2 separate regions of the Homo sapiens genome follow, and region 2 is linked to region 1. A link is a loop called in an ENCODE intact Hi-C map of the cell type or tissue named here. Cell type or tissue: sigmoid colon. All regions are shown on one strand.

Region 1 (8,000 bases):
TCCTCACCATGTCTTCAAAGGCCCTACTTTGAAGGGTTCCCCATCAGCTCTCTGACCTCATCCCCTCCTTCTCTTCTCCTTACCTCCTCTGTGCTCTACACTGATCCTCAATGTTTCTCCAATTCCCAAGTACACTTCTACCTCAGGACCTTTGTTAATGTGATTGCCTAGAATTCTTCCCCCAGATATTTGCTAGGCTCACATTCCCACTTCTTTTGGGTTTTTTCTAATCTCTGCTGAGCAGAGAAGCCTTCCCCAAGTGCCTTAAATAAAAAGATACCCTTCTCACTATCTCTGTTCTCAGTGTTTAATTTTTCTTTGCGTCACTTACTGACACATAGAGTATTTATCTTTTGTCTTTTTTTCATATACCATCCTTACACCTCTTATAGAATGTGAGCTCCATGTGAAATGGAGATTACCCTGTTTACTAGAGCAGACCATGGAATGTAGCAGGTGCTCAGTTGGCATCTGTTGAAGGAGTTAAATGGAAAGACAGGAGAGGAGGAGTTGTTCTAGGCAGTGAGAAGAGCACACCTGAACCCACATGTGCCTATACTTTGTGCATCTGAGAACTTCTGCCTTTGAGGACTCCAAGATCAACTCCTCAAATTGGGACTGGCCAGAAGCTTATAGACACCAACTGGCAGGTCATAGAGCTTGGATAGCAGAAACAAAGTCAGAGATGAGAAAAATACAAAGATGATACAAACCTTTCATCCCTTTCTTCCAGGAGCCCCAGAATTTTCAGCAAGGAGAACTTCCCAATTCAAGTTATGTATGTTAAAACCAGATGGTGCAGAAAGATTTCTGCATCAGGGCCAGGGGCTTTTGTGTACTTGACTCTGACTAGATGGGTTTGCAGTTGACTTCTTTATAAACTGATTTCTCAGAGAATTATCCCAAATGGGAAAATATTGTTTGCCATGATAAAAGTAATGATTTGTGCATGCATGATGCATGAATAGTCATCATGGACCAGAAATTGAGTTAAGTGTGTTACCTGGGTTTTCTTTTCAAATACCCAAAGTAGGATTAAAATAGCAGAGGCGGGTACCACAATTCTCATTGTTTTACAAGTGAAGAGAAAGAGTTACAGACCAGTTAACTACCGAAGCCAAGATCATGCAGTAGAGCAAGTATGTGAGCTTGGATGGTATAACTTCAAAGGCCACACGCTACATTGTCACATTGTCTAGAATGGACTTCTTGCAGACAGTGGAACACAACTTTAGAGCATGGAGATTTCAGAATCATCTGGATCATTAACTGTTGAAGAGAACGGGAGTGGCTTCCCCATGTCCACACCGCTATCGAAAGGCAATGTTTCTACGTCCAGACCCAGCATTTGAGGCCCTTCCCACTGTACTTGTAACCTGTGACTGCTGGGTAACCCTTAAATGGGCAACCATCTAAGATAAGTTAAGACAATCCTTTTATCTTCAAAGACTTTAAAATATGGGTCACTTTTTCAACAAGGAGAATGTTTCTTAGCATCCAACACATGTGGTAGCAATAATCTTGACTATCTGAACAAACTTGAAATTGTACAGATCTCTAGGTAATTACCCCATCATTTGGTAAACCAGTATTACCAACCAGTCTCTGAGGAGTACCTCAATGCCCATTGCTTGTCATAGCTCTGAAACTGCCCCCAGCTAAGCCAGGGGACAGGCCTGGCAGGGCACCTGCATCTGCCAACATCCTGCCTCACACAAGGCAGCCACAGCAGGGAATATGAATAAACCAACGTGTATGTCAGGGGAAGAGTGTTTCACTCAGTGGGTCATTGCCAGAAGGACTTGGCTTTGCAGATGGTCATTCCCTCCATGGAGAGCAGAGCACCTTCAGCAGTGGCACCTGCCTGACTGTACCCAGCTCATCTCCCACTGCCGTGGACAGTGATGGGAATGGCACGGGGAACATGCTTTGGGCTCCTGGAGCCAGTGGAACATGGCCGGAAGGGGTGGGTGTTGGAGTCAAATGGTGCCTAGCTCCCATCAGAGAGATTTTAGGCATATCCTTGTCCTTCTTTGAGTTCTGGTCTTCTTATCTGAATACAGGAAACAAATACAACCTCAGAAGTTATTGCAATAATTAATTGAGGCTATGTGGAGCAGGGGTTGGCAAATATTTTCTATGAAAGGCCAGATAGGCCTTGCAATCTGTCTGGTTTCTGTCACAACTACTCAATTCTATTGTTGCCAAAAGAAGTCATAGACAATATGTAAATAAATGGGCATGGTTGTGTTTCAAAAAAACTTTATTTATAAAATAGGTAGCAGGCTGGATTCGGTTTATGGGTTGTACTCCTGATGTAGAGCATCTGGATCAAAATCTGGCACATGCTAGGTACTAAGTAGAAGCCACTGTTATCATCATTATTATAATTAGTGCTTCTACTGTTACTACTCTGCTGATTCTACCATTTATGGCTGGGTGATTGTAAGCAACCACGATTGATTAATGGTGTAAAAATAATCAAAAGTAATAGAGTTATTCTTATTCTGACCAACACTTAGAGAAGGCTTACCATGTGCCAGTCTTCTAAGCACATTATACACATTAACTCTTTAGCCTTTTAAGCACATTACACATATTAACTGTTGAACCTCAGGTAGATTTTATTGTTATCCCCCTTCTGCAGGTGAGAAAACTGAAACAGAAAGATCTTAATAACTTGTCAAAGCATATAGCTAGGATTCAAACCTAGGCAACATGGCCTCAGAGCCCATAACTCATTTCTTTGCTTCCTCTTCAAGAGTGAGGCCTTCCTCAAGATTTGGGGACTGTGGCATTGCTCAGCCTGTTGAAGGGTTGGACCACGGGCCTGGTCATGTCCTCAGCTTGGGAAGATTCTTCTCCAATGGCGCATAGCTCCCTGTCCTTGACTGTAGTTGCTGGCCAATGTAGGAAATGTTTTGGGCACAGCTAATTACATCTGAGCACCTGGGCAGCTCTCATTTACTGGTGCTAATTAAATGACTTCAGTGCTAGTGGTACCCATTACCTAGCTGATTGCTTTTTCTCTGCTATTAACAGTGAAATTACTGAGCCTGGAAAAGGTCTGTTGGGAAAGAAATAACTCTTATTTGGGTGGGATGATTATTTCATTTTTACTATGTATTATGTCCTTTAAAACAAACAACCTTTAGACAGCATTTCATTTTGGAAACCTCTTTACCAATCCCCAAATCCAAAATTTGGCAGAATTTGGTGATGATAAAATTTCCACTTCAAGTAAAATTTTAATTTCTTATGGATTTATTGCCATTTTCCGTGGCTGGGCGTCGTATTTCCCTTTGAATTTAGAGCACTTCTCCTTCGAATGTCTCTCCAGAGCCCAGGATGTATGTGGATCTGAGAGGCCAGGGAATTGGCTTTGCTCTCTCCCCAGTGACCTCACAATGGCCAATTAAACCAGCAAAGTAAAACAATCAGTTCCTTGCTGGAGACATTGTAACATCAGCCCTGGGAAAGGAGAAACAGCCATGCCCTCCTGTTGGCAGCAAGTTGAGCAACATGATCTCATGGGTCTTTTCCATGTATGACATGTGATGCATACATATATATGAGTGCAGTTCTCAGTGAGCCAGGCCAATGGGGGAGAATAAACCTTGCTTTCTTTCCATTTGACTCCCATATTTATAGGCAGGCGTCTTTGGGCTCTCTACATTCTTTTCTTGAACACATTTGGAGAGATTATTTTTTCTGTGCATGGTGGGTATTCTCTTTGTGGTCACGCAGTCTGCTGTTTCAAAAACCAACCCTGGGCGATCTTCCTCTGCTGGGTTTATTTGGAAATATCTGCATCCTCAGTGCCACTCACCCTTCAAAGCTGGAGAAAGCTGCTAGCCAAAAGCCAGATGGCATTTCTCCCTGCACCAGGTGGCGGGGAGAAAGATGGAGGCAAGGTTTATGGAGGAGATCAACCCAGACAGGAGAAAAGGGAGTGCTCTGGATAAAAATAGCTCATGTATGAACTCTCGTCCCCCACTCCTTAATGATTTCTCTGCTGATGGTGTTTGGCTCTCAGAGGAGGAGTGGGCGCCGAGGATGGTTACTCAACTGGAGAGAAGCGGAGGGAACCCGCCTGCCAGGTGGGTTTTCCAAGCCTGTACGGCTCTAAACTTCTCCACATGTGAACAAGTGTTTACAGTTTTAAAGATGTGTTGAGTAATTGCACATGCGAGATAGCTCCCCTTTAATGCGCCCAGCATGTTCCAAGGCTTTCTACGAGAACACCCTGGTTGACAATGAAATTGTTTGCCTTCTCTGTGTTGAAACTTAAGGAGGTACTGGTTTGTGTTGAGATATAATTGGTAGCACTTGTGCCTTTGTAGTTTTTTTTTTAGCTACTGAAAATTACTGCCTTAATCCACTCTTTGCTTACCCGGATTACCATAGAAGCCCCACAGAGCCCCCTTCACATCAGAGAATAGAGAGGCAGTTCTTAAAACTTATTTTGATGCTCACATAACATTTCAAGATGCTGGGTAGAAAACAAAAGCAACAGCATTAATTCTCTTTTAATTTCTCTCAATTTTCAAAAAATTTGAATCACTGCAAAATCATATAATTGTTCTTTTGCTATTTAAAAGTCATCAAAAACCCTCCTGTGTTTACAGATGGGTTTCTCTTGTTCCCTCCCCCACCTTCACCCCTTCTCTTAATTATTCCTTGCTCTCTTTATTTTCATGGGAAAATAGCTGGTGTCACCTCAGGGAGACAGGCAGGGCATTCTGCTTTGCTTGTTATTTTTTATAGAGTTCTTTGTCTTCTCTCTGGCTTCCAGCAAAACACAGCCAAAATAGTTTGGCAGATCACTTTGCGTTAGTAAAACTCTGTGTCAGCCATAACCAAGGCCTGGAGTAAAGAACTAATGTCAACTTGCAAATATGTTGGAGAAATGTCTTGAGATCCACAAACATCTTCCCCTCAGCTCTCAGATGAGATTCCATGATCAAGCAAGACTGGTGGGTGGCTGAGATGTCACCTGCTTGCCAGTCCTTCACCTGCCCCAGGATCTCCCCATCTCAGTGGCAAATGATGGAACTTCACAACCTGGCTGCTTCCTATCAATTAATTCCAGGGCTGCATATTTCCAACTCGAAAATCTTTTTACTACTGTTTTGCAGTTTTCCCAACTGAGCACTTTGGCATCTGAGAAAGAGACTCTGAGAGGCATGGCCCCGTGAGAACTGAGCCCTCCCTCTTAGTTGGCCAGCTCTGCCCCTGCTCCAGACTCACTGTGGACACCACCTTCATTCCTCCTGCAGGCCTTCTGCAGGAAGTTAGACAGGGATATCCTCACCGGAGAGATGTGTGCTTATGTGGAGAAGACCTTACGATTTCCAAAGTCTTTTCAACATTTGAGTCTGAGCTTCTGTCTGGCTGGAATCAGACATTAATTACATTTAAATGAGAAGTAAAATCTTATTAACATTTCTTGCTTTCACCTAAACCTTTTCCATGAGGCTACACTGCCTCCCCTCCTCTTAAGCCAGGGTTAGGGCAGCCTATAGATGAGTTTTTCTGTTACTAGGATGGTCTGGTGGCAGCGACAACTGGAGAAGCCCCTGTCTTTTCCTCCCACTGCATCCCACTCTCATAGCTGTAGCAGTGGAATTGGGATGCTTATTATTCCAGGATAATTATTTGTTCCTTTGCAATTTTGTGGGATTCTTGAGGATAGTTTCTGTGGTTGCTCACTTTTGTGCAACTCTGATTTTTGTGTAGAGTAAGTGCTCAATAAATATTATTTGGCTAAATTCTATATTCTCTCTGAAGTGGTGCTTATTTCTGATTGGCATTAATCCTAGAACTGGCACTAAAGATAAAATTCCTGCAGCATGGCATAGAGGTGCAAGAGCTATGTTGGAAACAAGAAGTGTAGACATGGCCTTGGAGGGTCTGTAGTCAGTCGGCAGAGTAGTCGGCACCAGGGTGCTCCCACACGGAGGATGGCAGTGATGCATGGGCAAGCCTGGAAGGTCTAGAAAGGATATAGAAGAATGCAGGCATCCATTTATTCATCAGCGGGTGTAGGGTGTCTGGGGGAGGGGAGCAGATACTGGCTGGGGTCCTGCAGTCCCAACAGTGAACAGGAGAAAAGCAAACACTCTCCTTCTGTTGTGTACCGCTTACTAAGGGAGGCAGATGATAACATGTGTAATTAACAATTCCAAGAAGCGCTGCAAAAGAAAGGTGCTGCCTCCCCAGCAGGGGCTCAAGAGTAGTAGACCTGAATCCAGGGATCCTTGGACAAGAGAAAAGAAGGCGCAGATGATGAACACAGGGCCTTGGGCCCAGAGCATCAGAGCAGGTACTCAGGATCATGACAGGGGCCCAAGGCAGGGATGCAGTTGCAGCAAGGGAGGCTAGATACTAGATTCCAGAAATCCAGGTTGGAACCCCTTAAATCTCTCTTGCCTCAGGTAAGGGTTGGTCCTGAAGGAGACAGGGCTGAGCTTAAAGTTCCGAGCCAATTTCACTGCAGTCATTCATTCACGGAGCAGCCACCACATGACTGCTAATGTCATGGGCAAATAGCAAAATCAGTACAGTTCCTGTTCTTACAGAGTTTTCACTCCAATGGGAAAAATGATCAAGTAGTAATTACACAAATATATCTAATTACAGACTGCTGAAAGTGCTACGAGGGAAAGAAACAGGAGCCATAGTAACCAGAGGGTCTAATTTAAAGTAGATTTTTACTGAGGTCTCTCTGAGGACCCAAAGTTTGGCCTAAAGGAGTTAGGCTGATGAGAAGTGGGTGGAAGAGCACTTTAGGTAAAGCAAACAACATGTGCAAAGGGCCTGTGGTCTGCAGAAAAATGCCCCTCCCCCACCCCACACTCCGCCCACAGATGTTCACACCTGAATCCCTGGAGCCTGTGAATATCTTACCCAACATAGCAAAAGGAACTTTGCAGATTATGGTTATGGTCCTCGAGATGGGTTGATAGCCTGGATTATCAGGGGGCCCCAATCTAGTCACACGAAACATTAAAAGGAGAGAAGCTTTCCCAACTGCAGCCAGAGAATGATATACCAACAGAAGGGTCAGAAAGATGCCACATTTAAAGATGGGCTGTACACTGGAATGTAGGCAGCTTCTAGAAGTTTGGAAGGCAAGGAAACACATTCTCTCCCACAGCCTCCAGAAAGGAATGCATCCCAGCAGACACTGAGGCTTTAGCCCTGTGAGACCCATGTGGGCTTCCGACCTAGAGAACTGTAAGATAGGAAATGAATACAGTCTCGGTACATGCCAAACAGCTTGGTACATTCCAGAGACCAAAAGGTGGTGGCTGGTATGGCCACAGCATTGTATATAAGACAAACACACAAACCATTTAAGTGACTGAAACAGGGAAGGGACAGACATGATGATCTGATTTCTATTTTGCAATTCCACTTTAGATGTTAGGTGGAGAAAGGACTGGGCGGTAAGTGTAGAATGGAGAGACCAGTTAGGAGTCTATTTTAGGAGCCCTCACAAAAGGTGGTAGGAGCTCTGATGTGGGTGGTGTCAGAGAAGAGAGAGTAGTGTATGCAGTTGAGAGCTGTCTGGTGGTGGAATTAATCAGATGTGATGATTGACTGGATTCAGGGAGCAAAGGAACAGAGGAATCCAGGATGCCCCCTCTCCTCCCCAGGCTTTTGACTTGATCAGAGGGTGAGAGCAAAAGTCTAGAAAGCTGGGCAGAGGCAGGTTCACAACACCCAACCACTGCACAGATGGCTCCACCTGCCACCAGCAAAGCTAATCACTGAGAAGCATCTGTCATCTCAGAAATCCTCCAGAAAGCCAGGGAAATGCCTACTGCAAGATCCACTGGTTGGGACTCTTTTTGAAGGTACGAGTGATAGAAAAACCAATGTATCTTAAGCCCGAAGATAATTTATGCTTATTTTTAAGCTGGAAGTCCAGAGGTTACATCTGGCTTAGCCTGAGCTTGATTCAGGGTTCGGATGAAGTCACAGGGCTCATCCCT
Region 2 (8,000 bases), 100 kb after region 1:
CAATCTGTTTGAAATTTCTGTGTGGAAGCCTGCATGTGTGTGCATGTGCTTTGGAAAGTGTGAAACAGACAGTCATAACATGCAGGGGAAGAGTGTCCACATCCATAGAGACATCTTCAGAGAGTCTACAGCTATGAGGAGACACATGCACAGATGCCTCCCAGTGCTGAGATGCTCCCATGGACCAAAGGTGTGGGACTTATCACAGGGATAACACTATCATAAACCAGCATCGTGCCCTGGCCCCCACAGCCCCTGCAATACATCTCCTATCTCCTGTCTCACTCCTCCACCTTTGTACAGGCTGCTTCTTCTGTCTTAAACGTTTTGCTAACCCCATCGTGTCCTTCAAAGCTCAGATTGGGGTTTCTTCTTACAGGAAGCCATCTTTGGTCATCACTTCCTTCCCTACCCCCAGGCCTATCCCCCAGTGTCCTGAGCATAGCTGACCACATGGACTTCAAGTTATCTATTTCTCTTCCTCTTCTGCTAGACTGTCGACTTGAGTACAGGTATAGTAGTCCCTCTATCTGTGGTTTTGCTTTCCATGGTTTCAGTTACCTGCAGTCAACCATGGTCTGAAAATACTAAGTGGAAAATTCCAGAAATAAGCAATTCATAAGCTTTAAAGTGCATGCTGTTCTGACTCGGCTCACTGCAACCTCCACCTCCTGGGTTCCAGTGATTCTTCTGTCTCAGCATCCCAAGTAGCTGCAATTACAGGCACCAGCCACCACGCTTGGCTAATTTTTCTATTTTCAGAAGAGATGGGGTTTCACCATGTTGGCCAGGCTGGTCTCAAACTCCTGATCTCAGGTGATCCACCCACCTCGGCCTCCCAAAGTGCTGGGATTACAGGCATGAGCCACCACGCCCAGCCCTATCACTTTATCTTATCATGTAGGCTTTTTATCATCTCACAAGAGCAGTAGGTACATTACAATAAGATACTCTGAGAGGGAGAGAGACTACATTCACAGAGCATTTATTAAAGTGTACTTACAATTATTCTTATTATTGTTGCCAGTTTCTTACTTTGCCTAATTTATAAATTAAGCTATCATGAGTATGAATGTAGAGGAAGAATGTGGTGTATATATAAGATTCGGTGCTGTCTGTGATTTCAGGCATCCACCGGGGGTCTTGGCATGTATTCCTGAGGATGAGGGGGATGATTGTAATGGATCTTATATCTTCAACTCCTCACCCTACAGCAGCATTTGGCATATAGTAGGGACTCAAAAAATGGTTGATTAAATGAATAAACTAGCTATTGAATGAATTTAGAAAACTCAATTACTGTGGGAATGTTGACAATTTTAATAGGTTTTCTTTCTCTTTTTTTTTTTTTTCAAGTTTAAAATGTTCCAGTGAGGTGACAGTGTATCATCTATGCTTAACCTCTAGCAGGGTATAAACGAGGGCACAAAGGGATCCCTCCTGCTTTTCTGAGGAGCTCAGGGGTGTGAGAATGTACCTATCATCTAAAGCAAGGACAGAGCCAAAAGGAGTCCACGGAGTAATTGGTGGTTTTATGAATTGTTCCCTAGAGGTGATATTTTCATATGCCAGTTCCAGATTCTGGTATATCCTCTTTGGAATGCTTCTTGAAAAGCTTTCGTTCAATAAAAAAGAAGTTACCCCACTTAGAAACACAGGACTTCACTGACAGGAAGCGTTTTGTTCTTTTCTTCTCCACATTTAAAGAATAGAAAATTCAACTCCATTCATCTTGAAGATTTAAAAACAGATGTGGCTCTCATGGCTCATCCACAGCCGCTGAGCAAGAGCCAGCTTCTGAGTGGTTCACAAGGAGCAGCTTGTCTATCGGGAACCTACCCCCAGCCCCTCCTAGGGCAAGAGCCCAACCAGTTTTCCTACATGAGGTCATCACTTTACAATGGGGTTTAAAGCTATTTGTTTTTTTAAACAGCTGGTTCAAACCTTTCACTTGCATCAAAATGTAAAATTGCAAAGCAAGTACTAGCATTTCACATCGGATAAGTACAAACAATGGGGTCAGGCCACAGGCTCAGACATAGATTTGACTTGCCCTGGTCATCATCACTGCTGAACTGAGGGGTCAGACAAATACGGGGCAGAGAAGCTCTGATGGAGATTGGGGGGTTTGTTCTTGGAGTGGTTTTGCCCAGACCTCAAGAAAAGGATTCCCATGGATGGGTCTGGAAGGCTGCTGTAGAGTGATTATGCATGGAGAAGGCTGGATTCCTTCTGGTGACCAGTCACCTCAAGGATTCGGCTTGTAATGCCACTGAGGCTGCTTAATTTAGGAATAACAGATAAAAATAAAATCAGGCTAAATTTTTTCAAGATCAGGTTGACAAAATTACATTTTAGTCAGCTATTGATAATGAGGAGAAGAAACAAAGTATTTGGCATTGTCAGGCTTAGTTTCCAAACTCCAGTTCTATCACATAGAACTGTATGAACTGGGTAAATTACCTAACAAGACATAGCCTTAGTTTCCTCCCATTTAAAATGGTGACTATGAGACCTACCTTGGAGAGTTATTGTGAGGAGTCAAGATAATGTCCACAATGTACAGCAAGGATGGGGCTGTGCTATTACTGAGAGGTGACAGCGTGCTGGCAGTCCTCAGAGCCCTCGCTTGCTCTCGGCACCTCCCCTGCCTGGGCTCCCACTTTGGTGGCATTTGAGGAGCCCTTCAGCCCCCCCCCCACTGCACTGTGGGAGCCTTTTTCTGGGCTGGCCAAGGCTGGAGCCCACTCCCTCAGCTTGCAGGGAGGTGTGGAGGGAGAGGCGTGAGCGGGAACGGGGGCTGCCTGCGGCACTTGCGGGCCAGCTGGAGTTCCGGGTGCGCGTGGGCTTGGCAGGCCCCGCACTCGGAGCAGCCGGCCAGCCCTGCTGGCCCCGGGCAATGAGGGACTTAGCACCCGGGCCAGCGGCTGCGGAGGGTGTACTGGGTCCCCCAGCAGTGCCAGCCCATCGGCGCTGAGCTCGATTTCTCACCGAGCCTTAGCTGCCTTCCCGCGGGGCAGGGCTCGGGACCTGCAGCCCGCCATGCCTGAGTCTCCCACCCCCTCCATGGGCTCCTGTGCAGCCCGAGCCTCCCCAACGAGCACCACCCCCTGCTCCATGGTGCCCAGTCCCATCGATCACCCAAGGGCTGAGGAATGCGAGTGCACGGCACAGGACTGGCAGGCAGCTCTACCTGCAGCCCCAGTGTGGGATCCACTAGGTGAAGCCAGCTGGGCTCCTGAGTCTGGTGGGGACGTGGAGAGTCTTTATATCTAGCTCAGGGATTGTAAATACACCAATCAGCACCCTGTGTTTAGCTCAAGGTTTGTGAATGCACCAATCCACACTCTGTATCTAGCTGCTCTGGTGGGGATGTGGAGAACCTTTATGTCTAGCTCAGGGATTGTAAATACACCAATCGGCACTCTGTATCTAGCTCAAGGTTTGTAAACACACCAATCAGCACCCTGTGTTTAGCTCAAGGTTTGTGAGTGCACCAATCGACACTGTATCTAGCTGCTCTGGTGGGGCCTTGGAAAACCTTTATGTCTAGCTCAGGGATTGTAAATACACCAATCAGCACCCTGTGTTTAGCTCAAGGTTTGTGAGTGCACCAATCGACACTCTGTATCTAGCTGCTCTGGTGGGGACGTGGAGAACCTTTATGTCTAGCTCAGGGATTGTAAATACACCAATCGGCACTCTGTATCTAGCTCAAGGTTTGTAAACACACCAATCAGCACCCTGTGTTTAGCTCAAGGTTTGTGAATGCACCAATCGACACTCTGTATCTAGCTGCTCTGGTGGGGCCTTGGAGAACCTGTGTGTCAAAACTCTGTATCTAACTAATCTGATGGGGACTTGGAGAACCTTTGTATCTAGCTCAGGGATTGTAAACGCACCAGTCAGCGCCCTGACAAAACAGGCCACTGGGCTCTACCAATCAGCAGGATGTGGGTGGGGCCAGATAAGAGAATAAAAGCAGGCTGCCCAGGTCAGCATTGGCAATCAGCTCGGGTCCCCTTGCACACAGTGGAGGCTTTGTTCTTTCGCTCTTTGCAATAAATCTTGCTACTGCTCACTCTTTGGGTCCACGCTGCTTTTGTGAACTATAACACTCACTGCAAAGATCTGCAGCTTCACTCCTGAGCCCAGAGAGACCACGAGCCCACTGGGAGGAACGAACAACTCCAGATGCGCTGCCTTAAGAGCTGTAACACTCACTGCGAAGGTCTGCAGTTTCATTCCTGAGCCCAGCGAGACCACGAACCCACCAGAAGGAAGAAACTCCGAACACATCTGAACATCAGAAGGGACAGACTCAAGACGTGCCACCTTAAGAGCTGTAACAGTCACGGCGAGGGTCCGCGGCTTCATTCTTGAAGTCAGTGAGACCAAGAACCCACCAATTCCGGACACATTACTATTACTAATAGTGATATTAGTAATAGTAATGCAGTATTTTGCTTTGAAAAACAGTCTCTTTTCAGGTAACCCAGCAACCCCCTCCAAGTGTAAAGAGGCAGAGGCAAGATAAAAATACTGACAGGGCCGAGGTAATGAAATCCCATTTTATTAAAGAAATGACAAGGTGCAGATGGCCTGGTCTAGTGCCTTCTTCTATATGGGTTCCTGCCAGGATTATATACTTTTTCATGTGTTGGCTAAGGTGGGGCTAAAGGTCTGTCCATATTCATAGCCCAAGAAAACTGGATCATTTCACTGTCAGATGGAAGGACAGCCTACACAGAAGGGAGGTTTATTTGATCTATACTCCCTGAAGCTTCAACCTCCCAAGGGAATTCAATTCTATTCCCTTCGTCCCAGAGCATGGAGCTTGGTCCACACAATCAGTCTATCTTTTGGCACCTGAGAGATGCCTGAGCGGCAGGTGTATCTGCTTAGTATCCAACCTGTTTTTATTGCCAATCCCAATGACACAAGGGAGTTCAACTGGCCATGACTTTAGAGGAGTCAGAGGTTGTCATTGTTCCAAGAATACAGTTTCACAACAGCCATAAAATGAGGACTCTGTTTAGCCCAAGGATAATGAAATGGGCTGAGGATCTCCAGCTGTGAAACTAAAAACGATAAACTTTCCAGCAAATTGGCAAGAGTATTGTTATACTCATCTTTTGTCTTTGGGGAGGTCATAAAAGACATCACTGCACTTCAGTTACACAGAAAAGAAGATCTCCCATCCCCTAACCCCTGCCTCAGGGATGCCGTCTCTGTGCCTCCCAATACTCAGACTAATAGTCTCAGAAAGTTTAAAAAGGGCATTTTATAAAATCCTTTTGATGTGAAATGCTGAAAGCACAAACTGAAAGATGTTAACAGTAAGCCTGTGGTCCCAGTGTCCTGAGGACCAGTCATTTGCTGCCTGGTCAGGTCTTGGTTCAGCACAAACCAATACAGCCACCTCTACTGTGGGCGTGAAAACAAATACCCCTAAAACTACTTCAGGAGTGACATGGGTGCTGCAGAGATTCACCCAAAACGTCTGGCAGAGCTGTGGAGCCACCTCCCTTCAGGGACAAAGAGCATCTTTTGTTAATTGCCACCCAGTAGTTCCCATTAGGGAATCACTCTTTTACTTAATGTCACTCCACGTGGTTCTGGGGAAGCTGATTTCATCCTTGATTCTGAAGGTTGAGGGATCCAGGCTTAAACCACTCAACAAGTTGCATTTTCTCTGGCCACTTTGATTGGTTGAGACATGAGCATGTGACTCAACTAGAACCAATGAGATGAGATGAAATTTTCACTGGGGGGAATTCTGGCAAACTCTCACAGCTTGTGAAGCGGGAAGGACGTGAGTGAGGCCTGGGCTACTGCAGGGGGAAATCCAGATAGTGATCTGAGAGACAGAGGGAATGGGGCATGAGGCTCACCATTGGAGCCCTGCCCCAAGCTGAGCCTCGGGCCAGCCCTCTAGTAGTTTTGGCTGTGCAAGTCAATGACTTCTCTTTTCTCTTCCAGTCACTTTGGGTAGGAAATGTTGCCATTTAAACTCCTTTATTGCCCCATTGTGTCTTCTTTTGCTTCTCTGTCACTTCCTCTTTTACTATTTGTAGTTTTTTTATTAGTTTTTTTCTCATTCTAAAAACAATCCATCCTTAGTTTAGAAAATTTCATAAAGACAAAAAAGAAAGCAATGTGATTTTCCCAAGATCAAGCAGTTCTCAGGTGGCTGATGCCAGAGGCAGTGTTCCTGACCCTACAAGCTACTTTTAGCTTCTCACAGACCTTTTCAGCATTCTGATGTAAAGCTTTCAGTCTTTTCCCCCTGTGGCGTTTTTGTTTGTTTATTTGTTTTTTGATTTTTTTTTTTTTTTTTTTTTTAGATGGAGGCTTGCTCTGTTGTGCAGGCTGCAGTGAGTGGCACAGTCTCGGCTCACTGCAACGTCTGCCTCCTGGGTTCAAGCAATTCTCCTGTCTCAGCCTCCCAAGCAGCTGGGACTGCAGGCGCCCACCACCACGCCCGGCTAATTTTTGTATTTTTAGTAGAGACTGAATTTCACCACGTTGGCCAGGCTGGTCTCAAACTCCTGCCCGCCTTGGCCTCCCAAACTGTTGGGATTACAGGTGTGAGGCACGTGCTCGGCCCCTTTGAGTATTTTTTATGAACATATATTATTATTTAAATAATAATAGGCTGGGCGCGGTGTCTCACGCTGGTAATCCCAGCACTTTGGGAGTCCGAGGCGGGCGATCACAAGGTCAGGAGATCGAAACCATCCTGGCTAACACGGTGAAACCCCGTCTCTACTAAAAGTACAAAAAATTAGCCGGGTGTCAAGGCGGGTGCCTGTAGTCCCAGCTACTCGGGAGGCTGAGGTAGGAGAATGGCATGAACCCGGGAGGCGGAGCTTGCAGTGAGCCGAGATCGCGCCACTGCACTCCAGCCTGGGTGACAGAGTGAGACTCTATCTCAAAAATAAATAAATAAAATAAAATAAAATAAATAAATAATAATAAAGCTCAGATGATATTACAAATACAGTTTGTATTCTTTTTTTAAACTTAGTAATATATCATTGACATTTCCCCCAAGTCAATTAAATATTTTGCAGGAACATGATTTTTAATGGTTGCATAATATTTTAGTTGAATTAAATATATCATAGTTTATGTAAACATGCTCATATTGTTGGAACTTTCTATTTTTTTCTATTTAAAAAGACAAATAGTTGGAGCACAAGGGATTTTTAGGACACTATTCTGAATGATGCTGTCATGGTCTGTACATGTCACAGATTTGGGAAAACCCATAGAATGTACAACATAAACAGCGGGTCCTAATATAAACTATGGACTTTAGTTACTAATAATGTATTAAGATTGGGTCGTCAATTGTTACAAATATACCATACTAATACAAGATGTTAGTAATAAGGCAAATGTTGGGGAGGGAGGAGCATATGGGAACACTTTATTTTCTGCTCAATTTTTCCATAAACCGAAAGCTTTTCCAAAAATGTCTATTCATTAAAAACAAATAACAGAGTAAACAAAAAACAATGTAAGTATAATTTTTAAACCAATTCTGATTATTTCCTTAGAATGAATGTCTACAGGTGGAATTATTGAAGCAGAGGCAAAGATATTTTAGACGTATTGCCATAAGTTCTTTTCAGGAAAAAATGTATCACTTTACATTCTCACCACCACTGTATGAGAGTGTCTTGTTCGTTGTATTTTTGCCAACACTGAAAATTATTGAGTTTTTAAATCTTTGCAAATTTAATAGGAAAAACATAATACCGAATTCCAATTTGCCTGCCTTTGATTATTAACTATAAAAATTAAAACAGTGTGACACAGATTAATGGTACAGAATGAATAGTTTATAAAGAGAATTAAGTTATTGAAAAGGGGAGCATCACAAACAAGTGGGACGGGGGAGAGTAATTTTTCAGAACAAAGGAAGACAAAATGAGATCCACATCCCATGCCTTCTCCTAGTGTACTTGAATGTGAGTGTGCATTCTAATCAC

The links. Peaks named below come from ENCODE experiments on the same cell type or tissue, not always from the same donor. Only the 100,000 strongest peaks of a DNase experiment are listed, where the experiment ranks them.
Region 2: it touches region 1 in a loop (6-fold over the local background); 2 of 110 quality-filtered maps call a loop at or near these places.

Annotation. Positions count from the first base shown.
Region 1 is chr10:121,134,536-121,142,535 of GRCh38, reverse strand. All of the region lies in intron 1 of LOC124902515 (a long non-coding RNA gene), which reads left to right. All of the region lies in intron 1 of LOC105378522 (a long non-coding RNA gene), which reads right to left. Among named protein-coding and RNA genes, the nearest start is that of LINC01153, 40 kb to the left of the region's middle. In sigmoid colon, no CTCF peak of the experiment used is centred here; a DNase peak (open chromatin) is centred at 4,187.
Region 2 is chr10:121,030,498-121,038,497 of GRCh38, reverse strand. The region is part of intron 3 of LOC105378521 (a long non-coding RNA gene); the gene reads left to right. Among named protein-coding and RNA genes, the nearest start is that of LINC01153, 140 kb to the left of the region's middle. In sigmoid colon, no CTCF peak of the experiment used is centred here; a DNase peak (open chromatin) is centred at 4,887; H3K27ac peaks cover 580 bases.